Regions from separate parts of the Homo sapiens genome. Here region 2 is linked to region 1. Evidence: chromatin loops called from intact Hi-C (ENCODE). Cell type or tissue: CD4-positive, alpha-beta T cell. All regions are shown on one strand. Each heading gives the region's core, and the rest is flanking DNA. Links, peaks and the distances in the headings are about the cores only.

Evidence for each region. Peaks named below come from ENCODE experiments on the same cell type or tissue, not always from the same donor. Only the 100,000 strongest peaks of a DNase experiment are listed, where the experiment ranks them.
Region 2: it touches region 1 in a loop (2.1-fold over the local background); 2 of 110 quality-filtered maps call a loop at or near these places.

The regions. Positions count from the first base shown.
Region 1 is chr13:30,564,115-30,580,733 of GRCh38, forward strand. It overlaps a transcript of HMGB1 not described here. Among named protein-coding and RNA genes, the nearest start is that of USPL1, 45 kb to the right of the region's middle. RefSeq lists silencers at 5,778-6,072, 13,626-13,685 and an enhancer at 13,326-13,405. In CD4-positive, alpha-beta T cell, for the core only: CTCF peaks have their summits at 8,935 and 9,140; DNase peaks (open chromatin) are centred at 5,977, 9,077 and 12,647; H3K4me3 peaks cover 880 bases; H3K27ac peaks cover 1,018 bases.
Region 2 is chr13:30,516,140-30,532,758 of GRCh38, forward strand. It overlaps a transcript of HMGB1 not described here. Among named protein-coding and RNA genes, the nearest start is that of HMGB1, 59 kb to the left of the region's middle. In CD4-positive, alpha-beta T cell, for the core only: no CTCF peak of the experiment used is centred there; a DNase peak (open chromatin) is centred at 9,262.

The DNA of each region.
Region 1 (16,619 bases), core at 4,939-12,938:
GATCAGTTATAGGACATGATTAAGAAACTAACCATGAGCCACGTGCAGTGGCTCATGCCTGTAATCCCAGCACTCTGGGAGGCCGCGGTGAGCGGATTGCTTGAGCCCAGGAGTTCAAGACCAGGCTGGGCAACATGGCAAAAACCCGGCTCTACTAAAAATGCAAAAAAAAAAAAAAAAAAAAAAATTTAGCTGGGTTTTGGTGGCTTATGCCTGCAGTCCCAGCTACTCGGGAGGCTGACTCGGGAGGCTGAGGCACAAGAATCATTTGAACCCAGGAGGCAGAGGTTGCAATGAGCTGAGAATACACCACTGCACTCCAGCCTGGGCAACAGAGAGAGAGAGACTCAGTCTCAAAAAACAAACAAACAAACAAACAAACCGCTGCCCTGTGCTTGGAGAGATCTGTTTACCTTTACCACTAAAGACTGTTGGAAGTAAATTTTAGAAGGTTTATAATACCTAAAAGTAATCACTTCTGTCTTATGAAAGGTTCTGCTGAGATTTTTCTATTGTGGCCACTAGTGGCAATATTCCAGAAGTCATATTTAAAGAATATCTTTAGTGGATTCAGCAGTTTTTCAAATATGTACTTTTATCTCTCCAACATTCATGATTGCAATTTTTCAAATTAACCTCATGATATAAACAACTGTACTCTATGATGCCTCATAGTACAGAAACTGGAGGCAGAAAGAGAAGTTGAATGTCTAAGAATCGGTAATTCTAAAACTCAACATAGACCATTCAGCATTAGTGGTTCTAACAATCCCACTGCAAAATGAGTTGATAATGTGTAACACTTTAGTGAACTAAAGCATAAAGAACCATGGTCTCCTAATGCAGCAAATTAAAACACATGATAGCTACAATTAATGAAGTACATAGTCCTGGCTGGGCACTATGGTACGTCCTTTACATAGATTATCTCTTAAATTATTAACCCCGTTTTAGAGATGAGAACATTCGGGCTCAGGAAGGTTATGTAAGTTATATAAAAATCACAAAATAAGAGACAGAGCTAAGATTTGAATCCAAGTGTGACCAGGTTCATATCAAGCTTCCATTTTTGAATTTATATTAGAGGTCAATAACTCACCTTTGTCCTTTTAAAATAATTTTTGGCTCTGTGACCTACACAGGCAAGCTGTTATTTACAAACAACCCACACATCTAGATGGTCACTGTCTCACCGCCCACTTTTACCATCAGGACTCCTAGTGAGCTGTCAAGGGGAATGCTATAATTTTGGAGGTTCTAAATCTGAGGGCTTAAGAAAGAAAGAAATTGTAAAAAGCAGGCATTACTCAGGGGCATAGATTGTCAGGCAGATCTGTCATGCTTATAGGTAACCTCCCAGGGCCAAAAATATATGTGCCCAAACTGCCTAAATATTTCCTGTCACTTCATAATACTGCCTGAAATCCTGCCAAATTAGAACTTCATTTGTGTTGCTTGTCAATTTTTAACGCATAAGCAAATCACCTGGAGATCTTGTTAAAATGCAAATTCTGATTAGGTTAGGTCTGGGTCTGCATGTCTGATATGCTTCCAGAGGGCACTGATGCTGCTGGTCCATGGACCACACTTAAAGAAGCAAAAAAGATGTCTGATATTTACTCTCTGGCTGCCTAGGAGTGCTTCTCATTTAAGTGAGATCTCTTTGTGCATCATAATGGGAGGGATGAGCTGAAAAGCAGCAAATTAAGAGTGAGTTAAGTGTCTACCTCACTTCCCTACTATCTGTAACAAGCAGGTTTGGGCACTGTGGTCAACCAGAAAATTCTTTCCAGGACCACAACCCTTGAGATTATGTTGCAAAGATGCAAGGACAACTTAGAAATAATTTCCAGCACTGGTGGCACTGGATGTCTGTCAGTGGTGCTGGTGGCAGGGTCCTATTCAGACTGTGGTTTACCTGCCTGGCCCGTTTGGTTATGGGCCATTTTCTGAGTACCATGGAGCATCGCCCAGCTGACAAGGGCTTGTACTCCACCCTTGGTGCGCAGAAGGGAAGCTTGGCTGCTACTAAGTTTGGTGCAAAGTAATTGTGGTTTTGCCATTAATATTTGATACAGTGAGTCCCTACTTTCCTCAGGTGAAACTAGAACTTAAGGGGACACGCTCAAGTTCTCATTATACAGTACTAAGTTTCAAAAATCAGCAATTTTATCAAACACATGCTCTACAGCAGTGGTCGGCAAACTTTTTCTGTAAGGGGCCAGAGAGTAAATGTTTTAGAGTTTCTGGGCCACATATGGTTTCTGTTCCAGCTATAAACTCTGCCACTGTAGGGCAAAAGCAACCCTCCACAATACATACATGAATAGGTGTGTTCCAAAAAAACTTTATTTGTGGACCCTGAAATTTGAATTTCATAAACTTTTCATGTGTCATGAAATATTCTTTTGATTTTTTCCCAACCTTTTAAAGATGTAACAACCATTTTTAGCCTGTAGGCCATATAGAAACAGGCAGTGGGCTGGGTTTGCTGACCCTTGCTCTGAAGCAATGATATCTCGATCCAATTTATACCCACAAATTTTTCTCCTTGAAACCATGCATTTAATTCTCATCTCTTCTTACCATGACAATAAGAAGTTATTCTATATAACAAAGAGATTGTACCCACCCAAGCCAGCATTTAGATCATGTCATTTGCTTCCTCAAAATTTTGGTCTTTATAAAAATCAATTAAAGCACCTTAAAAGGTAAGCAGTGATGAAATATTTGAAATAATTGGCTAATTAAACATCACCTAAATAGAAACTGTGATAAGAACCACAAATGCGAAAAGGAATCATGTAGTAACTAATGTGGAGGATATCTTGGTTTAGAGATTTGATGAACACGAGTTTTGATTTAAAAAAATTTGTGCAATACTCACTGCTTTGGTGGGGAGCTTGCTATGCAAGTTGGTAGAAAAATTTATCCTAAAGTCACAGTTCTCTACCACTCTGGATTTTCTCGAGCTAACTACCATTCCAAACTATTTTAGGCACAGTTACTAGTTTCAAGAATCAGGCAAATTGCCCTGGTATTAGCACTGTTCTTTCTGTGGTCACAAGTCAAACTACTGTGGTGAATAAAATTAGATGATTTCTTTAGTCTTTCCTTTTTCAGCCCCTGTAGTCAATTTCCAGTGCTCCATTCAAAGAAAAACCAAAAATGTCCAGAATATAACCTTATTTTAAAACTTGTTAACCACTGATTTCACTTGTTAACCAAATTTTTTTTTTTTTTTTTTTGAGAATGAATCTCACTCTGTCACCAGGCTGGAGTGCAGTGGCATGATCTTGGTTCACTGCAACCTCCGCCTCCTGGGTACTGGTTCAAGCAATTCTCCTGCCTCAGTCTCCCGAGTAGCTGGGATTACAGGTGTGCACCCCCACACCCAGCTAATTTTTTTGTACTTTTAGTAGAGATGGGGTTTCACCATGTTGGCCGGGCTAGTCTTAAACTCCTGACCTCGTGATCCGCCCGCCTCGGCCTCCCAAAGTGCTGGGATTGCAGGCATGAACCACTGCGCCCAGCCTGTTAACCAAATTTCTAATCACACACACTTGAGGCCCAGTAAATGCCTGCTGAAAAGAGGGTGCTGGTGGTGAGGCAACTGAGGGGCTAACATACTGATAGCTGCTGAAATCTTCTACAGCTCTTTCTTGTTAGAACACTCCATCACGGCTCCCAGGCCCACACCACATGAAGGAACTTCTAGCTCTCTTGCTTGCTCTTTACCCAAATGTAGTTAGCAAGTCCTGGGAACTAAACAGCATTGACACACTTGAAGAAGACAATTAGGCAAATCCCAACTGCTGTGCTCCTGCAGCTAAAGATGAAGACTCGTCCATTGGGCAGTTGATTAATTGTACCTAGAAAATTAATTTCAATGGTCCCATGACAACATACGGGCAGTGAAGCTCTAGTGTTCCCCCTGGGTGGAATCTTCCAGGATGTATAGTCTCCCATACCAGCTCATCCTCCCATTTTTCCAGATTCTGGTTCTTCTCTCTTACCTAGTGTGTAGTGGGCCAAATGGTGGTCCCCCAAAAAGATATGTCCATGTGTTAACCCTGGAAACTGTGGATGTAACCTTATTTGGAAAAATGGGGCCAGGTGCAGTGGTGTGCATGTGTAGTCCCAGAACTTTGAGAAGCCAAGGTGGGAGAATCGTTGGAGCCCAGGAGTTCAAGAACAGCCCAGGCAACATATTGAGACCCCCGTCTCTATAAGCAATAAAAAATTAGCTAGGTGTGGTGGCATGCACCTGAAGTTCCAGCTACTTGAGAGGCTGAGGCAGAAGGACTGCTCAAGCCCAAGGAGTTCAAGGCTGCAGTGAGCTATGATCATGTCACCCCACTCCAGCCTGGGTGACAGAGTCAGACTCCCTGTCTCAGGAGAAAAGAAAAAAAGGTCTTTGTAAATGTAATAAAGAATCTTGAGATAAGATCATCCTGATTTAGGATGGACCCTAAATCCAATGACATTTGTCCTTACAAAAGAAAGGTAGAGGGAACTGTGAGACAGACACAGAGGGGAGGGCCTTGTGAAGCAGGAAGCATAGATGCAGTTACAAGTCAAGGAATGCCAAGGACTGTCTACAACCAGAAGCCAGGAGAGATGCATGGGATGATTTCTCCCTCACAGCCTCCAGAACTTCTGGCCTCCAGGACTGTGAAGAATCAATTTCTGTTGTTTTAAGCCACCAAGTTTGTGTGTCATTTGTTATGGCAATGGCAGTATTAGGACTCTAATACACAGTATAAAAAAATAAAAATAGGGCCAGGCGTGGTGGCTCAGACCTATAACCCCAGCACTTTGGGAGGCTAAGGCGGGGAGATCACTTGAGGTCAGGAGTTTGAGACCAACCAGGCCAACATGGTGAAACCCCATCTCTATTAAAAATAAAAATTAGTTGGGCATGGTGGTGTGCATCTGTAATCCCAGTTACTCAGGAGGCTGAGGCAGAAGAATCGCTTGAACCCAGGAAGTGGAGGTTGTAGTGAATGCCACTGCACTCCAGCCTGGGTGACAGAGCTAGACTCCTTCATCCTAGGACACAGCCAAGTCTTACGTAGCAAAAAGAAGTTGTTAAAGGTCTGTAGTTCTGCATTAAGCAACACAGGCATGTACCTATGAATTATATGATTATAAAAGTGCTCGGACAGGCCCATTTCAAACTTGGCCTCTTTCCACCAACTGTGTACTGTTTCTCATTCCATAACTAGAGATTATGTCTTTATATCCTGTCAAAAAAGTGAATTTTTGTGGGCTAAGACATTATCCCTGTGTTAAATGCACCAGTCTTAGTGTAAACAAGCCTAGTTCCTTTTTCATTTTGGCTGTCTAGTATGCATTTGTATATGCTAGGCAGTGTACTAGGCACCTTAAATACATTACCTTGTTTAACCTCTACAGGATTCTGGGAGGTAGGCATTATCCCCATTTTATAGATGAGAACACTGAGAAGACAATGTTCATAAGTGCGTCACTTGTCTGAGATGACATATTTACTAAGTAGCAGAACCAGGCCTCGAGCTACTCAGTCTGATTTCCAAAGCCCCTGCTCTTAATCACATCAACTTCTTTCCTATATCACCTTTCCCAGAGTGCGCTCTCATGGATAAAGAGCAGAAGTATAAGTTACTAGGCAGCAGAAAACTGTAGAGGTGGGAAGATTAGATAAAAAATGTAAATAAGAAGGCTTTAAGACACCAAAATCAAATGTAAATACTTTATAACCTGAATCAGTGCTTGTGTTCATGAGGCTAGAGGTCGTGCATTTTATCTCTAGGTCTGGTGATGCCAATCCTGATCTACAGCCAGCAGCAACAGTTCCCTAGCCTGCCTAGAAGTTTGTAAATGCATGGGCTTTGGTAGGAGGAAGACGAGAGAAAGCAGAACAGATTATTACAAACCCAGTGCATTCCCCCTTGATGGGTCAACAGCGATTTCTTTGTAAGTGAAGGACAGCACACTGGTTTTGATGACTCACGAGAGAGTAGGAGGGAAAAAGAAGTCTGAGGCATTGCCTGGAAGCCTCGCTCTGCTTAAACAAGTACACTAATGGCTCATGCCTGTTACTCCCAGCACTTTGGAAGGCCAAGATGGGTGGATCACTTGAGGCCAGGAGTTTAAGCCCAGCCTGGTCAACATAGCGAGACCTTTTCTCTATTAAAAATAAAGAAGAAAGAAAGTAATAATGATTCAAGTTCTCATTCTCTACAAAATTCACTTATGACTTTCCAAATGCTAGTGAAAACTTTTAGGTATTGCAAAACTGCCTTAATGCATAACGGGATTCTCATTTTACTTAGTCTAAGATGACTTTTTCACTTTGAACTTCTGCATCTTTATGATCGCTTAGCTTTCTGACAAGCAATTTCAGTAAGTGTTTATCAATTTGCATCCACACGCTGACACATAGGGGTCTACTTACATATCCTTCATGTAATTGAGCTTTTGTAAATCATCTTTCTACATGGTACACTTCTGATTTTGTGTGCAGCTTTCTTGTTTAAGCACTGTATTAAATGCTCTGCTTCCTACACCCTTAGGAACAATGAGAATAAAAGCGTAATGTTGGTTACTTCTTCATATCAAAGGAAGTTCATCTCCTGGTTATTAAAAGCTATTATTAAATGGCCATCTTTTTGTGCCCCTGTGTTAAGCACTCTACCAAGATACCATTAAATAGATAAGGGCCACACTCCATAGAGATGATGGTTCTATATTCTGTATTTTCTGGGGGAGTTCTAATTTCATGCAATTCCTTCTTCTTAAATAAAGGCAATTCTCTAAATATATTACCTAATGTGCTTTCACTTTCATATTCTTGTAAGATTTTTCACATAAATCAATTCTCAAAAAATAGTATCATAGGCCTTTTAAAAATAGTCATGTTCAAAAGTCAGGCTCATGAATAAATGTGTGCATTCATTACATATATTTTCATAAATTCAAATTTAAAAGAATAAGAGTAGCTAGAAGGTGGAAGAAAAATCTTATTCTGATTAGGAATGCACAATCACAAGAAAATTTGTGATATATATAGTCATTTTATTCTGTATTGTTTTATTTTGATTTTGGTAAGACAAGAAACAATGTAGAAAGTTTGACAACTTAAAAAAGTAATATGAGTGTGAGAAAGTCCTCTTCCAGGATTAGCAAAAAAATGGTTTTTTTTTTTTTTTTTTCCGAGATGGAGTCTCGCTCTCTCGCCCAGGCTGGAGTGCAGTGGCGCAATCTTGGCTCACTGCAACCTCCGCCTCCCGGGTTCAGGTGATTCTCTTGCCTCAGCCTCCCAAGTAGCTGGGACTACAGGCATGTGCCACCATGCCCGGCTAATTTTTTTTATTTTTAGTAGAGACGGGGTTTCACCATGCTGGCCAGGCTGGTCTTGAACTCCTGACCTTGTGATCTGCCCGCCTTAGCCTCCCAAAGTGCTGGGATTACAGGCGTGAGCCACCGTACCCAGCCTAAATGGCCAAGTTTTATTATGGACAATTAAGCTGTAGAATAAAAATCTACTTTTAATAGCTGGCATAGTGCCTAGTGGTTTTGAAGCCACAAGCAGGTTTACAAAAAACATTTAAATCCATCTGAATCTACAGAAAACTAAGATTACCTAAGCAGAAAATGAAAATAGTTCAGGATTAAGGAAGATTAACAAATGAAGAGTATATGTATTTTAGAAGTATTACTTTATATTTTTATAGTATAATAATAATATTTACGTTCCTACACTTATAATGAGTTTCGTATATATATTAAAATAATTTAATGGATTAGTATGTTTATATTTGCTTTTAGTAAATTTGGTGTATGATAAACTCAGTTGTCTACATTGTGAGACTACACCTGAGGCAATTTCTGTGTTGATATATACCTGAATAGCAGATATTACTTGGGAGCAAATAAAATAGCTTCAGGCCTAATTTTGCAAGTTCATGATGGGAGAGTAAGCATGACTTCAAAGAACTGACTTTGAGTTAAAACTTGAAGAATGAATGTGACAACAGCAAGTATAAAACAATGCCAGGCAGAGGTGGGACTGTTCATGGGTATCAGGGTAAGTGTGTTGATAAATGCTCAAAGTAGGAAATACCTTTCTTCCCCCACACATGTCAGAAAATAACTGCAATAGAATGCAACGACATCTCAGAGATAAAGTGTTCAACTTAGCTCTCAGAGACCGTTCAGTTACATTTTGTAATGACATTGGAATTGATTGCATTTTGAAGGCAATTCTAAATGCAAAGTCTTCATTTTGTTGATAGAAGCTGGGTTATTTATTATGAAATTTCAAAAATTAAGTAAAATATCTAATTAGGATTATACCAGCAAAGGCAAATTTAGAATTCAAGACTTCATGATCCATGGTAAGATTATTTTAATGCAACTCTGCTAATTAACTGAAATTTCCTTTAACTCTCACATCTGCCTTTTACTTCTTAAGACATTTTTCTAGTATTTCACCAGAGCAAGATATCAGAAGGGTAAATCTCTTACCAATGAACTTTGCTAATTCTTAGTGACTCCGTTGACCCTGGTGTAAGGATCAGGAACAAAGTGAATGAAATACATTTTAATACATTTCTGCTTTCTCTAATTCCAAAGACCACTCTAAAGAATAAGTTATTTGTGGGTATTATCTGAAACTTGGGATTAAAAGAGACCGTGATTACCCTTCAGGGATTTTGGCAAAACTTAAGCCATTTCATCTGAAGAGCAAAGCAAGCCTCCCACACTCTTGGCTTATTCTCACAATTATCTAGATATCTAGCAACAAAACTCTTGAGTAGTTTGTTAACTACAGATGCCAAGGGCTGACAGTTTCACTTTCAGTTTTCAGAATATCTTTTGTTTCAGTGGTGTAAGCACACCATCAGAATCTCTACTATTTAAAATAATTAAGTTATAATTGTAACTTCCATTAGATGTAGTACTTAAAGGAATCTAGAAGACACAACTCATTAATTATAGGAATTTGACTGCAAATTCTTCTGGGGGGTCTGAATTGCAAAGGAGGCATCTTTGTAAGTCAGACTCAACTCATTACTCTGTGATGCAGGCTCCTCCAAATGGCAGCAGAAACGTATTACTCTCTAGAAACACTACAGTAGTGCTACAATTTCAGGGTTCTGTAGAGATAAGGACAAATTGACAGAAACACATTCTTAGAAGGACAGTATCATTTAAAATAAAAATACTGTCATAATTGTACACCAGGATAGCTTCTCCATAATAAATTCTTTATGATTTTCTGATTTTTAGAAATCAGAATTGAACTTTTTAATGTGAAAAAAATGAGAGAATTGTTTCAAAATAGGACCACATTTCTGTGTATAATTTTAAAAGTTTAAAAATATTTGATTAGTAGACTGATAAACTGAAACATTTTTGATAAGCTTTTCATTACATACAAACCATATAATTTGTAAAAAATTGGAAATTATTCAAAACTTCACATAACTAAAGTGACCAAATAAATACTGGAGAGGAAAGAAAAGGAGTCAAATGAATCTAGCATTTTCTTTTTTTTTTTTTTTTTGGAGAAAGGGTCTCACTGTGCCACCCAGGTGGGAGTGCAATGGCACGATCATGGCTCACTGCAGCCTCAACTTTATGGGCTTAGGTGATCCTCCCACCTCGGCCTCCCAAGTAGCAGGGACTACAGGCATGCGCCAACACGTCCAGCTAATTTTTTTGGTATTTTTTGCAGAGACGAGGTTTCACCAGGTTGCCGTGGCTGATCTGGAACTCCTGGTCTCAAGTGATCTACCCAACTCAGCCTCCCAAAGTGCTGGGATTACAGGCGTGAGCCACCGCACCCGGCCTAATCTAGCATTTTCTAAAAGGAAGGACCCAGCAGTGAACGGCAATATCAATAATCATGTTCAAGACTATCAGACATGCAAGCTGGGGATGAATGGGTGGAAGGGGAAAATGATGAATAAATGATGAACACAAGTATAGACCCAGTGGATTTGAGATGCCCAAGATGCCAGTGAGATATTCAAAGTTTAACTCAAAAGCCACTTCCCATATGAAATCCTGACAAACACTCCTACGTCCAACTGGAATTAATTTCTCTTCTGGGCTCCCACAGCACTCTGTATTTTTCTAATAGCATAACACTATTTTGTTTGTAGATATTTCTCTGATAGCATTACTATCTTTCCTCTTTATCACAACTGTTTGAAGTTCTTTTGCCTCTTGCATCCACTGTTGCCCAATCCCACTGCTGGAAGGCTCATCTTATTAAGTTCTGTATTCCTAGTGCTAACACACTGTCTACCATAGATGATGTTCAATAAATGGTTGCTAAATGAATTCTCTTGTGATAATAGCACTATGGCAACATAATCGACGGTAAAAATTTCTTCTCAATGTTTACTTTTAGCAGAATGCATTCATTTATCAACTTTCATTGAGAATATGCTAATTTCCATGACCCTGCTAGGAAATAGGAAAATAAAGATGAATGTAATAAGGTGCTCATTCTACTGAAAGTCTTGACTAGTGGAGAATTATGGATCCAACTTTTCATGAAATGCCTTCAGTGGTAAGAATTCTCATATTTGGAATAAAAAATGTTATGGGTTGTGCCAAGATACCTACATACTTCATAATTTTGTAGAGGGCTGTCCTTACTGCAGAAATGTATACTACTATAGTCATATGTGGAAATTCTTTTTATGATGCTAACTGCATGCTAACCAGACTTTTTAATTTAATACTTGCATTAAATAAACCATGCTAGGAATCCAGGAATCTAGCTTGGTTTATTTTCCATACAATGTACTCTTTGTAATATGCATATACTACATAAAAATTCTATTAATGGCCTCGTACTAAAGATGTGTCTGTTGGGGAATCAGTTATTCTGTATAATTTTATCTTAATTGATATATTAAAATCTACCAAAAATATAAACTCCGAGTAAAAGTATCTGCATGGTGTGCATATGTTTATTATTTTAAGTGTCAGCGTATACATTTTCATGCCATAAAGTTATAAAATGAAAAAATAGTAGCCTTTTATATTAAGTTCATGCTTATGTAGTTAGTAAAAACAAGAAAGCAATTAACATACAAACCATGATGGTGGTTAAACTTGCTTCAGTTTGTGTTTTTTAAAATTTGAAAGTGAGAAATACAGCTCGAAGTCAGCTCATATTTTCAGTAAGTACTGATGAGGATGTACTGGCCCTATTGACTACGCTGACCCCATTAAAATATTTGTGAGTCTAAAGGTTCATATGACGCTGTTCCTTCACTCTAGCAACAGGCCATACATGTCTTACATAGGGACTCTGTTCAATTCATTAATACCTCCTGAAGTGCTCAACATCGTGGTTCATTTATAGTAGATACTCAATACATACTCCATTAACTGAATTCTAAGATAAACTGTCTGTTACTGACAGAAATTTTCACTTAAGGGAGTCTCCGTGGCTGAAGGCAATTTTGAAATCCTGTAAAAGAACCCACTCCTCTCCCCAAGTAATGAAGTTTGTCAGTTTCAAGCCTGTAATAAGGTACTGACTTAAAATTAATTTTCTAATAATACAGTACTGCTATGTATCTAATGTGGGGTTAGTCAATGATAGGAAAAAAACATAAGACAGAGTCACATTTAAAAATGTGTGCTTAGGTGCATGGTGACACCTGCCTGTAGTCCAGCTATTCCAGGGGCTGAGGCAGGAAGATCCCTTGAGCTCACGAGTTTGAGGCTGCAGTAAGCCACTGCACTCAGCCTGGGCAACAGAGTGAGACCCTGTCTCTAAAAAAAATTCGTTTTAAGTGTGCTCAGGACATAACAGGAGCCGCTGGTAACATGCCATTTCCACTGTGAATATGGTAAGGACAGAATCCCTGTCTCTAGGCCCTCTTCCACTAGTCAATCTCATCATCACCATCAAGGCCAACATTGGTATTCTCTCCTCTGAGACAAAGTCTTTGACATTTTCTATACTATACTATGTCTTCCTCTCCCCAAATGCATATACAAATAAAATTTGAATGCTTCTTTCTCCATTTAGTGTAATTTTTTTTATAACATAGACCCAATTTTCAAACCCCACAATGGTGGATTTTATTTGATGTATTGTAAAAAGCGCTGGATTGAAGTCAAATGGCTTGGGAGACCTAAATTCTACTCCTGCCTGTACCATGAAAGAGACAAATCCCAAGGCTTTGCAGGGCTTCAGCTTCCTTGTTTGTAGAATAAAGAATTATAAAATCATCTCTTTTGGTCCTACTGGGCAATAAAAAGCTATGATTCTAAGCCTGTTCCCTTTTCTCACCTAAGAATACAAATTTGATACAAAGAGGCCGCAGAATGTGTCAAACACTCCCTGTTGCCTGGAATTCTCTCTTCCTTTGGGTTCAGGGATAAAGGTATGTTATTTCTTAAGTCTCCCTTTGCTTTCTTCTGCTTGCCTCGTAAATATTTTTCCATCTTGGCAGTCCTACATGTCTTCTCACTCTACATGTTTTCCCTAGGTGATGTGACCCAGCCTGTGGCTTCCACTGCCATCCACACACGTCGCTGCCTCTCTCCACATCAGCATCGCAACTATCTCCTGGAAGCTTTCCAAGTGCTGAACTACAGTAACCTCAACCGAACTGCTGTTCATTCACCCCACAGGCTTGCCCCTCCTCTGCATCTTTGTGAGAACCTGAGAGTCATCCTAAACTCCTCCTTCCACCTCACTCCCCACATCAAATCGATTACCAACTTGTGCTGATTTTATCTTCAAATACTCTCCAGAATTGTCGCTGTCATGGACTGAATATTTGTGTTCCCCCAAATTCATATGTCCTAATCCCTGATGTGACTGTATTTAGAGACGTGACCTCTAAGGAGTAATTAAGGTTCAGTGAGGTCAAAGGTGGAGCCCTGATCTGATAGGATCAGTGTCCTTATAAGAAGAGACTAGAGCTGGGCACAGGGGCTCACACCTGTAATCCCAGTATTTTGGGAGGCTGAGGTGGGAAGATCACTCAAGGAGAGGAGTCTGAGACCAGCCTGGGCAACAGAGTGAGACTCCATCTCTACAAGAAAATAAAATAGTCAGACACAGTGGTACACACCTGTGGTCCCAGCTCCTCAGGAGGCTGAGGCAGGAGGATGGCTTGAGCCCAGGAATTTGAGGCTGCAGCAAGCTATGATCACACCTCTGCACTCCAGCCTGGGTGACAGCATGAGACCCAGTCTCTTTAAAAAAAAAAAAAAAAAAGGCCATATATAGCCCAGAAGAGCGTCCTCACCAAAACCCAATCCTGATAGCACCTGGAGGACTTCCAGCCTCCAGAGCTGTGAGAAAATTTCTGTTGCTTGCACCGCCCAGTCTGTGGTATTTTGCTGTGGCAGCCCAAGCTGACTCATCAGTGACCTTCTCTCTGTTACCGCAGAGTAGCTCATCATCCTCTCTTCCCTAGAGTCCAGCCACTCTCTCACATCTACCTACCTAGCAGTATCACTGTGGGTTAGAGTCAGATCACTGCGGATTAAGTCCTCATTCTGCCACTGCCTGTGTAAATCTGAGCAAGTTACTTAATCTCTCTGTGTGTCAGTAACCTCCCTGTGAAATGAGGCTAATAATAGCAGGGTTGTTTCAACAAGGCGATACATGCATAATGCTTACAACACAGCTTGGCACATTATAAGCATTCAACGAAAAGTGAGCTACTATTATCTCATCCGTTATCAGAATAAACCACCTAAGCCACAAGGCTGCCCACATCATCCTCATGTTTTAAAACACTTCAGTGGGCTCCCCACCATCAACAGGATAAAGTCCAAGCTTCCTTAGCATTTCTTAGAGGCTCCATATGAATCCCCAAGTTCCACTACAGGAACACAGGTGAACTTTCCACTCCAACCTCAGGCTCCTTCGTGTCACTCCTCATCCACATGGAGGTAAGCAGCAAGAGACTCCGTGCAGTTCCTGGTGGTTCCCTGACCCTCAGGCAGACTCTCCCCAGCCCTCTGCCTGCAACGTCCTTGCCCTTTGCTTCCCTTGGCCAGCTCCCATTCATTCTCCTTGATTCTGCTTGGAAGTTTCCCTCTCAGGAAGGCTTTATGAACCTTAGTGTAGGTTATGAACCCATCTTTGCTCCTTTCATACCTTTTGCAAGCCTTTATTTATTATGACACTTAACCATTATCATACTGAAGTGACCTGTTGGTGTGTCTTTGTTCCCCACTAGACAGAAAACTCAAGATCAGAGACCAGTTCTTGTTCTTTTTTTTTTTTTTTTTTTTTTTTTTTGTATCACAGTGTTTAGCAGCCTGCTATATGGTAAATGTCAGTAAATGTTCCACAAACTGAATGGAATTGAGCTCTGGAATCTAGACCATCTTTTCCATACCCATCACTCCTGTCTTAGTTGAAGTCCTTATTTCCCATTTGAAGCAATGCAAAGGATTTCCTAACTCTAATCTCTCTTTTCTTCACACCATCCTTTAAACAGCCGACAGAATGGTCATCCTAAAGCACATATATCCTATCTTACATATCCTAGATTCGGAACCTCTCTGGGCTTCTCACCATATAAGAAGAAAGTCTAACCTCCTTAGCAAGGTGCATAGGTCTTCAATGGGCTCCACCTCACTTCTCTATATATACCTATACTCTTGCTACACTAAACTTCTTTCTTACTGTTGCTGGAACAAGTTCAACGCTTTCAAACCTCCCTGACTTTGCATATGCAGTTCATTCTGTCAGGAATGCCCTTCTCTCTTATGCCTGGGATATTCTCATTCATTCCATATGACCTATTTCATAAGTCACTCCTTAATGAAGCCTTTCTTAGATATCCACTGGGGCAATCAGCTGCTTGCTCCTGTTTCCACAGCACATTGTTCACACAGATAGCACAGGACTTACCACAAGTTATTATAATTTTGTCTGTCTTGCCCATTTGAATCCAAGGGCAAGGACGGAATCATTCTCATCTTTGTATGTCCTGGGAACTAGAACTGTACCTGAGACATAATAAACACTTGATATGTTTGTAATTTTTAAATAAGTTAATGAACGGAATGGCTAGAAAAAGTGAGAAGAAACTCTGGCTTACTGTATATCATACTGTCATACTAAAAATATATACTGAAGACAGAATCACATTATATCATCACTTTTCACGCTATAGGCCATGATCCATTATGAAAAAGAGGATAGTAAAAAAATCACAGGGCACAATTTTTGTTTCTGTCACACACATGTGTACCTGTATATTGGACTGGAATGTAAAACGCATGTTCCATTGTAGAACGTGGTTTTAAAAGAGGCTTGGAAAACACTGCATATGGTCATTTCTTAGTTTAGTACAATTTATTATTTTCGTAATAACCTCAGCTATAATATAAGTCTACCATGAAGCATTTTGGGGAGATTAAATGAGATGTGAAAAGTAAATGTGTTAGATAGACTGAATTCATATCATAGCTTGCTCTGATACTTTACAAAACATTTAACCTTACCCACAAGTTTTAGTTTCCTCACTAAAGTCACCCTGAGGACAGTAATGGGATCTTCCTCACAGAGTATTGTGAGGAATACATAAGAGAACGTACGTAAATGCCTGGCACTTAGTATTTATTCAATAAATCTTAGCAATGATGATGATAACAACATGGTACCTGGCACATAAGAGAGTTAAAAATTAGTTTCTTCAGTCAAATGTGCTTACATTGATAGTTGATACTAACTGGGGTTAAAAGGTCATTGCTGGCATCTCAGAAAGATAGATTACAGTGAAATAAAAAATGACTACTGCTTAAAATGAATGAAGACTTATTTACAAAGTCATGTTCATCTGGTACAATAATGAAGTCGCTCAATTGGGAGAAAATGACAAATAATACAAGTGAATATACAATCTTACTTAAGACGAAAGAAATAGGACACCAGGCTAACTATCAGTCTCCTAAACCACAACTTTATTTCTGATACAAAGAGACAGTGAGACAATCAGGGCTTCCCTCAAATAAATTACTTAATCTCTCTTCAATTCAGTTTTGCATCTGTAAATATAAATAACTACAATTTCACAGTATTTCCATTTAAAAAGTTCTAGTGCAACATCAGAAACAAGAACTTAGTAGGTGTTCAAAAAGAAATATAAGTTCTGCTTTGTTAGCCAGCAAATAGTTGCCTGTTTCTAGCCCTCACTTCTTTTCTCCTAAATCCCTATATTGCATTTATTTAACTTAAAGTGCTGGATGTGGCACTACGAGAAAGAAAAAGATATTTGGTAATCTTGTTAAAATCATTAGACATCCCAGGCTATCTGGAATCACCTTGGGCTCACAGTTAGACATCAGCTATGGCTTGTTTTATTTAAAAATTCATCCACTGATGCATGATAATGGAATTCACAGGAGAGCAATTTACCAAAAAAAAGAAATTTATTGATTTATAATGTGAGATATTAATTTAGCCACAAATATTTATTGAGCATCTCCTACATGCCAGGGAATGGACTATATATGGCAGGAAAACAGATACCAATCATTTATATCAGGCATTTTTTTCTAATAGAAGGATATTCGCAGGAGACAATGCATAGCACCATGCCTTGCACGTAACAGACATTTAATAACTA
Region 2 (16,619 bases), core at 5,659-13,658, 47 kb before region 1:
ACAGAATCTTTCTTTGAGAAATAATTTTTGACCTCTTGCAGAAATGCAATTTGGGAAATGCTGGCCTGAACAAATTCCTCCCTCCTGACCAAGTATTAAATCAAAATAGTAGGACTACAAGGAATATTTCAGAAGTTAAATTGATTCAAGATATTCAAGAGCTGGTAAAGTGTCTTCCTCCTTTCCTTATGGACTATAGTAACTTTTCACTAATTTTTTTTTACTTGAGTCAACAAATTTGAAAAGTGATTTTTAACAACTGTATTAATTTTAACAAAATACCCATACAGCAAAGTAAATGTTCCAAGGAATTTTCTAGAATAGTTTCAGCCATACCATATATGTATTTGTGCATTATCACAGTGAATTTTTTTTATATAAGAGGTTGTTTTGTCATCTAATACTTTATAATTTAATGCAGAAAACACTTAAAACTGACAAACTTTTAAATATATTTTTAGTCGATGTTAAGGAGGAGGTAGAAAAATAGAATCAGGGCTGGGCATAGTGCCTCCTGCCTGTAATCCCAGCACTTTGGGAGGCTGAGGCAGGAGGATTGCCTGAGTCTATGAGTTTGAGACCAGCCTGAGCACCATAGTGAGACCCTGTCTATACAAAAAATAAAAAATTAGCCAGGAGTGGTGGTATACTCCTGTAGTCCCAGCTACTTGGAAGGCTAAGGTGAGAGGATCACTTGAGACTGGGAGATCGAGGCTGCAATGAGCTGTGATCACACCATTGCCCTCCAGCCTGGGTGACAGAACGAGACCCAGTCTCAAAATAATAATAATAAGGTTCAGAATTTTAGGCTAGGGTTCTTGTGCTTTTAAATACATAAATGCTAAAAAAAAGTTCCAAGTATATAAAACATGAAAATAAGTATTTCGAATGTGAAGAAATTGAATTTGAAATAGAGCTGTGATGTACTTCCAAAAAGAAGGAATGACCTTAGAATCCTATCCAAATTCTTGGTCTAGTTCAGTGGTTCTCAAACTTTAGCAGGTTTTAGAACCTCCTGGAAGGCTTGGTAAAGTACAGGTTGCTGGCCCCTGCCACCAGAATTTCTGATCCAATGGTCTGGGGTGAGACCCCCAAAATATGCGTTTCTAACAAGTTCCCAGGTGATGTGAAGCTGCTGTCCAGGAAGCCTATTTTGAGAACCACTGAGAATGCAGTTCTTATACCAACCTGCTCTGAGATTCTCATTCAACAGCTGTCTGGGAAAAGCTGCATAGGTGGTTTTAATGTGTACCAATTTCTCAGAGCCTTTTTGTTTGTGTTTTGAGACGGAGTCTCGCTCTGTCACCCAGACTGGAGTGCAGTGGCACAGTCTCAGCTCACTGCAACCTCCACCTCCAGGGTTCAAGCGATTCTCCTGCCTCAGCCTCCAGAGTAGCTGGGACTACACCATGCCTGGCTAATTTTTGTATTTTTAGTAGAGATGGGGTTTCACCATGTTGGCCAGGCTCGAACTCCTGACCTCAAATGATCCGCCCGCCTTGGCCTCTCAAAGTATTGGGATTACAGGCATGAGCCACTGCGCCTGGCCTCTGAGAGCCTTCTGCTCTGAAGTTCTGTGATTTGGGATTTTGCTGTAGGTTATGCTTGTTCTGGTTCTGCATCTCAAATCCTCTGTAGTTCTCTCCACGGGTATTTCAGCATACAAAAACCAAAAATCAGAAAACAAAAAAACCCAGAATGCTGGGACAATCAATGTGAAAGAAACTTTATTTTATATCTCACCAGCAGAATTTACAGGAGAACACTGGAAACTATAACTGTAGATTCTCACTTGTGTTTGCTTTGACTTCCATCGAGTAACATGGAAAACCCAGAGCTGGCCAAGTTGACTGTTAGTGTAGTCAGAGAAAGACCAGAAGTCTGCAACTGCCTTCTAACTCTTATATCTGGCTGGGTGTGGTGGCTCACGCCTGTAATCCGAACACTTATGGGAGGCTGAGGTGGGAGGATCGCTTGAGCCTAGGAATTTAAGACCAGCCTGGGCAAGATAGCGAGACTTCATCTCTACTAAAAATAAAAATAAAAAAATAGCTGGGTGTGGTGGCACATGTCCATAGTCCCATCTACTTGAGATGCCAAGGTAGGAAGGTTACTTGAGCCCAGGAATTCAAGGCTGCCGTGAGCTGTGTTCACGCTACTGTACTCCAGCCTGGACAACAGAGACCTTGTCTGAAACAAGCAAAACAAAACACTTCTATATCCAGCTGTCTTTTCCTATTTCCCTTTGTGTTGAATTGTCTGTGATTTTCAAGACCCAATTTAGATCAGCCATAAAGGTGTCCTGGCAGAACATCGAGGGCATGATCTTTTGGAGTCAGACAGATCCAGGTCCTAGCTCTGTCATTTAGTTGCTGAAGGACTCTGGGAAAGTTATTTAATATTCCTTAACCTCAGTTTCCTCTTCTGTAAAATAGGAGAAATTGTATTATACCTTCTACATATTATTATTGTTAGGTGCCAATGAGAAATGCTTGAAGAGCATTTAGCACAGTGCCTGACACAGAGTAAGGGAGCAATAGATAGCACACAGCTCTTAACATTCATAGAAACCTTTTTTTTTTTGATTCAGGGTCTCACTCTCTTGCCTAGGATGGAGCACAGTGTCCACAAGCATGGCTCACTGCAGCCTCAACTTCCCAGGCTCAAGCGAGCCTCCCACCTCAGCCTCCCAAGTAGCTGGGACCACAAAAAAAAAAAAAAAAAGCTACATGCCACCACACCCAGCTAATTTTTTATTTTATTTTATTTTTATTTTTATTTTTGTAGAGATGGGGGCTGGTCTTGAATTCCTGGGCTCAAATGATCCTCCTGCCTTGGCCTCCCAAGGGGTTGGGATTATGGGTGTGAGCCACTGTGCCCAGCCCAAATAAACATTCTCTAGACAGTCCTGGAATAAGTGTCAACAAATTTCAATGCTTGAGTAGTGAGAATTATGCTATAATAATTTTCAGGCTGGATGCGGTGGCTCATGCCTGTAATCCCTGCACTTTGGGAGGCCGAGGCGGGTGGATCATTTGAGGCTAGCAGTTCAAGACCAGCCTGGCCAACATGGTGAAACCCCGTCTCTATTAAAAATACAAAAATTAGGGAGACGTGGTGGCACACATCTGTAGTCCCAGCTACTCGGGAGGCTGAGGCAGAAGAATCGCTTGAACCCAGGAGATGGAGGTTGCAGTGAGCCAAGATCACACCACTGCACTCTAGCCTGAGTGACAGAGTGACACTCTGTCTCAAAAAAAAAAAAAAGTAAAAAGGCCGGGCGCGGTGGTTCACGCCTGTAATCCCAGCACTTTGGGAGGCCAAGGTGGGCGGATCACGAGGTCAGGAGATCGAGACCATCCCGGCTAACACAGTGAAACCCTGTCTCTACTAAAAATACAAAAAAAAAAATTAGCCAGGCGTGGTGGCGGGCGCCTGTAGTCCCAGCTACTTGGGAGGCTGAGGCAGGAGAATGGCGTGAACCCAGGAGACGGAGCTTGCAGTGAGCTGAGATCGCACCACTGCACTCCAGCCTGGGCGACAAAGCAAGACTCCATCAATTAAAAAAAAAAAAATCAACATAGCAGCTAAAGATGTCACATTGAACTTAGAAAACAGTTCCTGCCACCCTCAAGAACTATCTTTCATAATAAATACTAAATATGATCAAATGTAAGCCCATTGATGCAGCATTATATTATGCAGTCCTTAGAAAGGAAAAATGTTCCTTTAATTAAACTAAACTATGAGATGATGCTTCCTTATCACTTACCATTTTATACTTTTTGAAATTGCTCTTTTAGACTTAGATTTTTAAAATATTTAACACTCTTTTGCATACATAAAAAGGAAAATATAGGCAAAATAAATGGATTTAAAATATCCCTAAATTGTCTTCTTGGCCAGGCACAGTGGCTCATGCCCATAATCCCAGCACTTTGGGAGGCCAAGGCAGGAGGATCACTGGAGCTCAGGAGTTCGAGACCAGCCTGGCCAACACGGTGAAACCCCATCTCTACTAAAAATACAAAAACTAGCTGGGCATCGTGGCACATGCCTGTAATCCCAGCTACTCTGGAGGCTGAGGCACGAGAATCACTTGAACCTGGGAGGTGGAGGTTGCAGTGAGCCAAGATCGGGCCACTACACTCCAGCCTGGGCAACAGGGTGAGACTCCGTCTCAAAAAAAATAAAAATAGGCTGGGCGCAGTGGCTCACACCTGTAATCCCAGCACATTGGGAGGCCGAGGCGGGCGGCTCACTTGAGGCCAGGAGTTTGGGACCAGCCTGGCCAACATGGTGAAACCCTGTTTCCACTAAAAATACAAAAATTAGTCAGGTGTGGTGGCGTATGCCTGTAATCCCAGCTACTTGGGTGGCTGAGGCACGAGAATCACTTGAACCTGGGAGGCGGAGGTTGCAGTGAGCTGTGATCAGGCCACTGCACTTCAGCCTGGGCCACAGAGTGAGACTCCGTCTCAATAAATAAATAAATAAAATAAAATAAAATAAAATTCCCAAATTGTCTTCTCATTCAGAATCTCAGCCTTGTGAATCACTTGTTTGACTCAGAGTCTGCTTCACTGCTTATTCACTCAGTATCGTCCTCTGTGCCACCAAGGGCACTGGTGATGCAGCATTTCTTAAGAGAATCCAACAGTACTAAAAGCTCTTGGGGCTGGGCTCTTTGCTTGCCTATTTTTGATTCCTGCTTGAAGATTATTGGCAAGCACGTGATGATTTATCATTCTCCCCACCTCTTTTCCCATAAACATTTGGTTCCCAGGAAGGAAAGGAGCGCTTCACTCTTCCTTCTGGGATTTTATTCCAGGCAACTGATACCCATTTTCTAAGTTTGGACACTAGTGCTTTTGATGTTCATGGACATGACGACTGTGGCCTGGCAAGCAGATTGTGAGACCTCTTCCATTATGTGTCCTGAATTTCAGACATGTTGGTAAGAGGTTAATCAAGCCCAGAACTGATCTTTGCTGGAGTTCAGTTCCATTTGGTCATTTGCTGAAAACCCAGTATTATTATCAATGGCCTTTGTGTTGCCCTTATTTTTTCCCAGAACGGTTTTATTGAAATGAAATTCACATACCATACAATCTACCCACTTAAAATGAAAAATTCAATGGAGTTTAGTATGTTGAGAATGTACTGATAATCAATTTTAGTACAATTTCATTACCCCAGAAAGAAATCCTGGACCAATTAGTAGTTAGTATCCATTCCTCCCCTGACTCCAAGCCCCTGGCCACCATTAATCTACTTTTTATCTCTATAGATTTGCCTATTCTGGATATTTTGTATAAGTGGAATTGCAATATGTGGTCTTTTGTGACTGGCTTCCTTTCCTTAGCATAATGTTTTCAAGGTTCATCCATGTTGTAGTATATGAGCCCTTCATATCCTTTTATTGTTGAATAATATCAGTTGCATGGATATATCACATTTTATTTATTCACTCATCAGTTGATGGACACATGAGTGGTTTCTGCTTTTGGCTATTATGAATAATGCTGCTATAAGCATTCATGTACAAGATTTTGTGTAGATACGTGTTTTCACGTCTCTTGGGTATATCCCTAGAAGTAGAACTGCTGGATCACAGGATAAGTCAATATTTACCTGTTTGAAGAACAGCCACCTTGTATTCCAAAGCAGAGGAACCATTTTACAATCCTACCAGCAGTATATGAGGGTTTCAATTTCTCTACATACTTGTCCAACACTTGTTATTATCTGTTTTTGTGATTAGAACCATCTTAGTGGGTGTGAACTTATAACTCATTATGGCATTGCACTTATTTTTAAAGCACTTTCACCTGCATTTTCTCATTTGATCCTTGCAACATTTATCAACATTCCTTATACACAGTCAATGAAACAAACATTAAGAGTAATTCACTGACTTGCTCAAGATAGCTTAGTGACAGAATGTGAGTTAAAACATAATTATGATACTTTTTTTTTTTTTTTTTGGGCAAGACAAGGTCTTGCTCTGTCACCCAGGTTGAAGTGCAGTGGTATGATCATAGCTCACTGCAATCTTGAACTCCTGGACTCAAGTGATCCTCTCACCTCAGCCTCTTGAGTAGCTGGGACCGCAGGTAGATGCCATCATGCCCAGCTAACTTCTTTATTTTTTGTAGAGACTGGGTCTTGACATGTTGGTCTCAAACTTTTGGGCTCAAGTGATCCTCCCATCTCAGCCTCTTAAAGTGTTGGGATTATAGGTGTGAGCCACTGTGCCTGGACATAATCTCGCTTCTAGTTTCTGAGACCATTGCCTTTTTACCCCTCCGGGCTGTTCCAACCCCAGGATAGCTACCTAACTGTGATAGAGTCAGGTCAAGAGTGATGACGAATTAGAGGTAAACTGGGGAGGGGGAGGACTGGGTGCAGAAATGCTGTCAGGACATAGTATGACAACACCACTTTAGGTGATATGGCATGGCTACTGGCATCTGCAAGACAGCAATAGCTAGTGAAACCATATTTTTGGTTTGCAGCAGCTCAGTAAGATGGATGTGATATTGGGAAAAGGCTCAGTTATAGCTTGGGTTATGAAGGCAAACAAGTCTAAAAGTCTTTTTTTTTTTTTGAGACAAGGTCTTGCTCTATTGCCCTGGCTTTAGTGCAGTGGTGCAACCTCCACTTCCCAGGCACAAGCATTCTTCCCACCTCTGCCTCCTGAGTAGCTGGGACTACAAGCATGCACTGCCGTGCCTGGCTCATTTTTGTATTTTTAGTAGACAGGGTTTCGCCATACTGCCCAGGGTGGTCTAGAATTCCTGGGTTCAAGTGATCCACCCACCTCGGCCTCCCAAAGTGTTGGGATTACAGGCGTGAGCCACTGTGCCTGGCCCAACTTGCAACAAATTCTATAGCCTTGCCTTCACAGCCTACAGGAAATGGCTGTACCATCCAGGTTGGTCTACTTTTGGTACAACAGTTCTTGTAGTTATAACATTGGGGAAGAATGACTTTCTAGCTCTGCCTATCTCCCAGCAGGTACAGTAGACATCAGCCTTGGTTACAGGATTCATTACTTTTTGTGTTTATGAACTGAGAGAACTGAAAAAATTTTGCTTACGCTTACATTTTCTATTCATGAACTATCTCCTTTTTGTGCATAAAAATCAATATTTTATGAAATAATCTCCTTGGAGGTTAAGTGCTACAGCACCACTCCTTCCTAGTCAAAGAAACTCTGCACATTGCTCAACCCTGGCTGAGCAAGGGAAAAGGCCTCTAAATAAAGCTTTCCTACTTTGCTAGGAAAAGTCAACTTCGAATCACTGGACCATAAAATCTTATTGGAGTTACAGAGTGAGATAGGTTAATCAGCATGTGGTATATCTATCTACTGAAGCCAAGTTTTTTTTTTCAGGATTTGTCCAAAAGATGTTACCACTCTTTGTACAACAAAATGATATTAGGATAGGGCCCACTCTCTGCATATGCTGGTGTGGTTGAAAGAACCAGTGTCCTTTTCACACGTAAGCCATGCTCAGCCTATCCCCTCATCTTGCTTACAGCAGCTGCTACTTGTACCATCTGGTGCTTCATTTGGCATTTGTTTTTGTTGGGCCCTTTTTTTTTGTTTGTTTGAGATGGGGCCTCACTCTATTGCCCAGGCTGGAGTGCAGTGGTGCCATCTTGGCTCACTGCAACCCCAATCTCCCAGACTCAAGCAATCTTCCTGCTTCAGCTTCCTATGTAGTTGGGACTACAGGAGAGTGCCACCATTCCCCCACTGTTTTTTTTGTATCTTTTGTAGAGAGGGGGTGTATTAGTCCATTTTCACACTGCTATAAAGAACTGCTGGACACATATACACCATGGAATACTATGCAGCCATAAAAAAGGATTAGTTCATGTCCTTTGCAGGGACATGGATGAAGCTGGAAACCATCATTCTCAGCAAACTAACACAGGAACAGAAAACCAAACACCACATGCTCTCACTCGTAAGGGGGAGTTGAACAATGAGAACACATGGACACAGGGAGGGGAACATCACACACCAGGGCCTGTCAAGGGGTGGGGAGCAAGGGGAGGGAGAGCATTAGGACAAATACCTAATGTAGATGATGGGTTGATGGGTGCAGCAAACCACCATAGCACATGTATACCTATTAATAAAACCTGCACGTTCTGCACATGTATCCCAGAGCTTAAAGTATATTAAAAAAAAAAAAAAAAAAAAGAAAAAAAAGAAGAACTGCCTGAGACTGGGTGGAAAGAGGTTTAATCGACTCACAGTTGAGCACGGCTAGGAAGACTTCAGGAAACTTACAATCGTGGTGGACGGTGAAGGGGAAGCAAGGCACCTTCTTTACAAGGCGGCAGGAGAGGGAATGAATGCAGGAGGAACTACCAAACACTTATAAAACCACCATCAGGTGCCTGTAATCCCAGCTACTTGGGAGGCTGAGGCAGGAGAATCATTTGAACCCAGGAGGCAGAGGTTGCAGTGAACCAAGATCGTGCCATTGCACTCCAGCCTGGGTGACAAGAGCAAGACTCTGTCTCAAAAATAAAATAAAATAAATAATAATAATAATAATAATAATAATTTGGTGAAATTCTTCAACAGACTTGGCTAACTGAAACTGGTATATGAAGTTACCAATATTTATGTCTGTAACCATCTGCAGTTTATACACTTGAAAAGATATATAAAGATTTGGTCACATTGTATTTCACCACAGGCCCCTCCTAAGATTTATTTCTTAATTGGAACCTTGCCTGTGGTTATATATGCGTTGTTTTTTTATCACATAGTAGATATCCAACAAATAAGTATTAAACAAACAAATACATTCTTATTTGTAGGCCAGACAGAACAAATCGGCATAGTAAAATGGTTACAAATATGGCTTTGAAGTCTAACAGGATTGAGTTTAAATCCGAACTCTGCTAACTATTAAAATAATAGAAGTTTCTTAATCTCTCTAAGCTCAGACTCCATGTATAAAATGGCAAAAATAAGAATAGAAACCTCAGAGAGTAGGTGGAAGAACTGGATGATCATTGAAAGCATCTGATCATTTAAAGATAAATGATCATTCAGCACAGTGCTTTGACATTGTATGTTCCTGATAAATGACAGGTGTAATTTTGTTGTCATCACCATTGTTGTTATTTAGAAATGGCCTTTAGGGATGCACAAAATATTGCAGCAAAATGTCTCAGTATTCTTGTTCTTTGGCGTACTCCCAACCCCCACTGGTTTTTGTGACATCAGATGTGAACCACAGCAAAGGAAGAGATGAAAGAATAAAGTATCTCTCAAGACAGACTCAAAGATCCTTGACAGTAGGGCTCTGTCCTATGACTCTTTAGCCCAGTTGTTTTGCACATGGAGGTACTCACTAAATGTTTTTGATAACAAGAATATTGAGGTTCTTAATTATGTAAAAAAATTCAACATACTTAAAAGCTACTAAATGGCAAACTAATAACTTTTTGCAAAAGGAAACTAATACTTTGTTGAAAATTCTTATAAAACAAGTTGTATTTCATAAGATTGCACAGAAACAAAATATTAAACTCCATTATTAACATAAAAAAAAAAACCATCAGGTCTCACGGGAACTCACTCGCTACCATAAGAACAGCATGGGGAAATGGCCCCTGTGATTCAATTACCTCCATCTGGTCTCTCCCTTGACAGGTGGGGATTACAATTCAAGATGAGATTGTGGGGGGACACAAAGCCTAACCATATAATGGGGGTTTCGTCATGTTGCCCAGGCTGGTCTGGAGCTTCTGAGCTCAAGCGATCTGTCCGCTTTGGCCTCCCAAAGTGTTGGGATTATAGGCATGAGCCACTGTGCTCAGCCTGGCAATTTTTTTTAAAATTGGAAGGCAATATGCAACATTAAATAACCCACATCTAACAACTTTTATTTCTTTTTTTTGAGACAGGGTCTTGCTCTGATGCCCAGGCTGGAAGGCAGTAGCATGATATTGGCTCAATGCAACCACCACCTTCCAGGTTCAAGTGATTCTCACGCCTCAGTCTCCTGAGTAGCTGGGATTACAGGCATGCACCACCATGTCTGGCTCATTTTTCTATTTTTAGTAGAGATGGGGTTTCACCATGTTGGCCAGGCTGGTCTCAAACTCCTGACCTCAAGTGATGCGCCTGCCTCGGCCTCCCAAAGTGCTGGGTTTATAGGCGCAAGCCACTACGCCTGGCCCAAACACATATTATATACCACAGACTTGTGAATTATTCATTATTTCTCTAACTCTATGAGATTGTATTTTTTATTCCCATTTTGCAGATGATAAATGAAGGCTGAGAGACATTAAGACAGAGAACAGTGAGACTGGTTCTGCCTGCATATCATTTCACCTCTGAGTCTGAGATTCTTCATCCAGAGAGATCTGCAACCTCACCAGATAACCTAAAAAAAATTAAAATCAAATTGCTATAATCACAGTGCCTGCCTCATAGGGCTATTGGGACATGACGTCTACGAGGAACCTGACAGTGCTTGGCACACAGCAAGACCTTGATATGGGGAGACAGCAAGCCTGCCACCACGAGCCCTAGCTCCACCATCACTAAATGACTTGTCCCAAGACAACCAGAAAGGGGCCTCTGCCCTCTGTCGCCAAAGCTCCTCTCCATACCACAGAGCCTTCCTGTGAGAGAGTCTGTGTGTCTTTATTTCTCTTGCTGTTATCCACAAGTGTTCTAATGATTTAGCAGCACTTGGCACTGTTTTGTCTCAGATCACAATCAGCCTGAGGTCCGTGCTCCATTAGGAATGTCTGCTCATTCCTAACCGCAGTGTTTTCCACACATCCTTCTGATGGCCTTTGGCTTTACATCCTGCAGCTACGCAGGCTCCTTGGCCAGGAGGAGCCCGGAGGGGCCGAGCCCGCCTTTTAACAAGTAGCATGGGTCATTCCCCGCTAGAGGCTCAAGAGTCCTCACAGAGCAGGGGCCGCAGCGGCTGTGCATCCGGTGCTGAACCTTCTCTCTCCAGGGAGGCGGGCGAGAAAGCTGAGAAGGAGCAGTGATCTCAAAAATGGAATGGGACCTGCCTGGGAAGGCAGTTGCTGGGCCTAGGACTTAGGTCCGTAGTCTGTTTGCCAGAACTGAAACTTCAGTTGTAAGAAACTTCAGGGAGAAGCTGGCCTGTCAGCTCACCAAGGAAGGAACCTCTCGGGATGGTGGGCCCCCTGACCTTTGTCCCCACCCTGAGACTGCCATGTAGCTCGGTGAGTAACGCCTGAGTTGGGGTGGTAGCTCCTACCTCTGAGCCTCTTCCCACCTTCCTCAGATGTCGGTGGTCCACAGTGGCTGGGGACTTGCTTCTATGAATGACATATGATTGCCTGTGTCTATGCCACCACTTCCCCTGAGAAAGTGGGCTGTCACTTCCTCAGGGTCAGCATCACCACGACATCCAGCACTGCCCTTAACTGCAGAAACAGAAGGCGCCGATACAGTGTGACACAAAAAGAGATGGAGAGGAGATGGGCAAGCTCACCTTTACTCAGCCCTGACCCCACACCCAGCCCTATGCTGTGCTGAAGTTATTATTCATAAATGTCCACAAGACTCCAAAGGAGTCTTATTCCTGCTCCCAGAGAAGGGAATCAAAGCTTAAAAATAACCTTCCCAAGGTCATATAGCCAAATGTTTAGTGAAGTCAAGGTTCAAAGTCAAACTCTGAAAGATGTGTGCTCTTCCCCCCATAGTAGAATGCCTTCCATAGCCCCCTAATCTATACCCTCCTGCTGCCCTGTCTCTTTTAAAATTGAAATTTTAAAAAGGCAAACCAGGTGTTATTTCAAAATTTTATTTAAAGTTGAGAACAACTGTTTGAAGAGAGCTGTCAGTGGATTTATGCACTCTGGTGAACCTAAATTGGAAAAAGCAGGCACTTTTACAGCAGCGCATCCTCATGCGGTCTTAACAACCTGACCCAGAGCAGGGAACTCGGTGTGCTGCAGCGCCAGTGACCAGGCAACCCGTCTCCTGGGCTGTTTTCTACGTACAGGTTTTGACTCAGGGCTCCCATCGCCAGCAAAATGTAAATATGAAATGTCTTTTTTCAGGTGGGGAATGAGGTGCAGTGATCTTGAGCCATTTACCTTCTTTCATGGCCAACCACAACCAACTGGGACCATCAGAGGGATGGGATGAAGGAGATTTGTACCATTCAGAAGGGATAACTGAAGGGGTTCCCAGCCCAGGGCCCTTCCCTTTTGAGGAACAGAAAGATCACTACTGTGGTGGGGGGAGGGTGAGATCATATTAACCCATAAAAGGACTACCGTATTGCGCTCCCTTGCTTTTGACTGAGTTTACACAAACTTGTGAGGTCACGTTTGTTGCCTCTGGTTGACCAGACGCCCGCATATGCAGTTATATACATATTTGCTTAATTTTCTAAAAAGAGAAACAATGAGTTAGTTGTGTATGCTGTGTGTTTGGAAGATAACATCTCAAGGCATGACATCCATAGAGAACAGCTGATAAGTTAAAAACGGAGAACTACTGGGATGTGGAAGCTGCGAAAGAATCAGGGGAAACATCCTCAACTGAAGTTTGCATAAGATTGAATTTTGGGGCCGGGCGCGGTGGCTCACTCCTGTAATCCCAGCACTTTGGGAGACCGAGGTGGGCTGATCACGAGGTCAGGAGATCGAGACCATCCTGGCTAACACGGTGAAACCCCGTCTCTACTAAAAACACAAAAAAATTAGCCAGGCGTGGTGGCGGGCGCCTCTAGTCCCAGCTCCTTGGTAGGCTGAGGCAGGAGAATGGTGTGAACCCGGGAGGCGGAGCTTGCAGTGAGCCGAGATCGCGCCACTGCACTCCAGCCTGGGCGACAGGGCGAGACTGCGTCTCAAAAAAAAAAAAAAAAAAAAAAAAAAAAAGATTGAATTTTGGATGTCTTGGGTAGTCAGAAAGAATCACATCCTTTATAATTCGGTATTTCTGGATGGTGAAATGAAGAAAGCAGTAAAGACATCCTAAATGATGGAAAAGGCAATGGTGTCTGTGAGTTTCTTTACCCACATCTCCATCACAATGTGACCCTGCACAGTCTCTCTGCGTGCCCCCTTTAGGGACATTACCTGCTCAGAGAGGTTTCACATCTGCCAAGGCCACTCATTCTGAAAGGGAGAAATAATGTGTATTGGAACAAACTTTATCATTGACTTATGCTGGGTCACGGATGTCCTATGAACCAAGGACAACTAATGAGGCAAGAAGTAACTGAGCTATCACCAAAAAGCTGTTTGCAAAGTTATCTGAACATTCTTCCTACATTTAAGGCCCTGTCCACATTTTGCCACATTTTAAAGTTTCTTTATAGTTGTTTGAAACATGACCATTTCAAACTATGATTTTGAAATGAAGTTCCATGAAATCCCTTAGGCATACGAGGCACTGCTGGGTGATGAACGCAAACTTGATTCACTTGTATTGGCTCCTCCAGATGCTGAGTCATTATGATGCCAGATTTCAGTGAGAAAAAGCACATAGAGAATATTGGACACGATTTCTATCGTTGTGAACAAAGGTGAATAGATAGATGGCCCATTTCAGCCAGGCGGATTCAGGGATGCTGAAACAGCAGCCATACAGCTAACAGATTTCTATGCAAAAAAATATGCCACTATCCAATCTGTCTCCCACACACATCTTCTCTCTCTGCTTTTCCTCAACATTCTATCCAGGACCACGTTTCTAAGCATATTATTTCCCTGCCACCATCTAACCAAACTCTAGGCCAGACTTCCAATTGGATTTGCAGAATGTGCATAACATTTCCAAATGGATGGTGGCAATAAAGAAATGATGTCTTCAGTCTGATGAAAAAAATTCAAATTCAACAATGACACCCATTATTTCACATACTGAATTACCAAAGATTTAAAAATAATAACAAATAAAAGCAATAATAAGACAATAATATATAATACACAATACAGTTGAGCATCCCTCATCTGAAAACCCAAAATCCAAAATTTTCTAAAATTTCTAAAACACCTGACTTCTTGTGATGGGTCACAAAAATTACTAAGAATGTTGCATAAAATTACCTTCAGGCTACCTGTATAGAGTGTATATGAAACATCAATGAATTTCATGTTTAGATTTGGGTCCCATGCCCACGATATCTCATTATGTATATGCAAATATTCCAAAATCCTAAAATATCTGAAGTCTGAAACATGTCTGGTCCTGAGCATTTTGTGTAAAGAATACTCAACTTGTGCAGGTAAAAGTGTGTAGGGGAAAAGGAACTCATACATGTACTGCTGGGAATGTAAGTCAGTGCAACATGATAACAATTATCCACATGGATACCCTTTGACCAATACTAGTTCCCCTGTAGGAATTTATCTTACAGATCTGCTCACTGAAGTGTGCAAATATATAGGTAAAAGTATTTTTGTAGCTCTGCTAACAATAGTGAAAATTCTGTCAATAAGGGAATGGTGAAATAAATTACATCTACAAAGTAGAATATTATGCAGTTCTTAAAAAAGACATAGTATATATAAATCTCTGTTGTGGAAAGACTTTTTTTATATGCTTCATGATCTTATTGGTGCAACAAGAACACAAATGCAAGCTGGGCATGGTGGCTCATGCCTGTAATCCTAGCACTTTGGGAGGTGGAGGCAGGCAGATTGCTTGAGCCCAGGAGTTCAAGACCAGCCTGGCCAACATAACGAAATCCTGTCTCTACAAAAAATACAAAAATTAGCTGGGTGTGGTGGCACATGTTTGTAGTCCCAGCTACTCAGAAGGCTGAGGTGAGAAGGTCACCTGAGGCCAGAAGGTCGAGGCTGCAGTGAGCTGATATTGTGCCACTGCACTCCAGACCGGGCAAGAGTGAGACCCTGTCTCAAAAGACAAATAAAAAACAAGTGCACACACACATTTGCATATGCACAGAAGCTGTGAAGACCATACACTGAACCACTGCCATCTTTGGGTAGTGGGACTGAAAGGCATGGTGAAATTGATGACTTTAAGGTTTTACTTTACTAACTGCAGATTTGTTTTTCATGTTTAGGATGAGCTTAAATTGCTACTATAATTTTAAAAATTAAAATGAATGATGGCATCCCCTGTGACAGGTGCCCCGAGCCTGCTGATTAAAGCTAATGAAAGAAAAGAGAACAAGGCCTCAACTGAAATAATGAATCTATCAAGAATAAAAAAAGAGGGTATGTATTCACACAGAAACCCTAGGCACAGTGGCTATTCATTGCTACAGGAATATTTAAAGATGTAGCGCACCCACGCTGGAAGTGGAACTCTCATAACAACCACTAACTACTCGGAACTGCTATGCTAGGTAACATATACGTGTGTGTGTGTGTGTGTGTGTGTGTGTGTGTGTGTGTGTGTGTGTGTTTTCAGCGAAATTTTTTTCCTGAATATGAAAGTCACACATGCTCATTGTAAAATATTTTACAGCTGGTGCGGTGGCTCACGCCTGTAATCCCAGCACTTTGGGAGGCCGAGGTGGGCGGATCACCTGAGGTCAGGAGTTCAAGACCAGCTTGACCAACATGGTGAAACTCTACTACTAAAAATACAAAAATTAGCTGGGCGTGGTGGTGGGCACCTGTAATCCCAACTACTCGGGAGGCTGAAGCAGGAGAATGGCTTGAACCCAGGAGGTGTAGGTTGCAGTGAGCCGAGATCTCACCATTGCACTCCAGCCTGGGCAATAGGGCAAGACTGTCTCAAAATAAATAAATAAATAATAAATAAAATAAATAATAAATAAAACATTTTACAAAACAGAAATCTAAAGTCCTTCATAATTCTACTTCCCAAAGATAGCCACGTTTATGGTATTATAGATTTCTTTATGCATGTCCATAATCTATGTATTTTTAAAAAATCAGGCCAGGCGCAGTGGCTCACACCTGTAATCCCAGCACTTTGGGAGGCCGAGGCGAGCAGATCACAAGGTAAGGAGTTCGACACCAGCCTGATCAACATGGTGAAACCCGTCTCTACTAAAAGTACAAAAATTAGCCGGCATGGTGGTGTGCACCTGTAATCCCAGCTACTCAGGAGGCTGAGGCAGGAGAATCGCTTGAACCCGGGAGGCGGAGGTTGCCGTGAGCTGAGATCTCACCACTGTACTCCAGCCTGGGCGACAGAGCAAGACTCTGTCTCAAAAAAAAAAAAAAAAAATGGGGTCAGGATTTTGCAACTTGTTTTTTTTCCACTAAGCAGTGACGCAGATATCTTTCCATATAAGTAGACCTAGGTATACTTCATTCTTTTAAATAGCTCCATAGTATTCCATTATATTGCTATGTCATAATTAAAAATAAATCAATCCTTTATTTTTTATATATGTTTTTTGAGACGGAGTCTCACTCTGTCGCCCAGGGTGGAGTGCAGTGGCGCAATCTCAGCTCACTGCAACCTCTGCCTGCCAGATTCAAGTGATTCTCCTGCCTCAACCTCCTGAGTAGCTGGGACTACAGGCATGCACCATCATGCCCAGCTAATTTTTATGTTTTTAGTAGAGATGGGGTTTCGCCATGTTAGCTAGGCTGGTCTCAAACTCCTGACCTCAAGTGATCCACCTGCC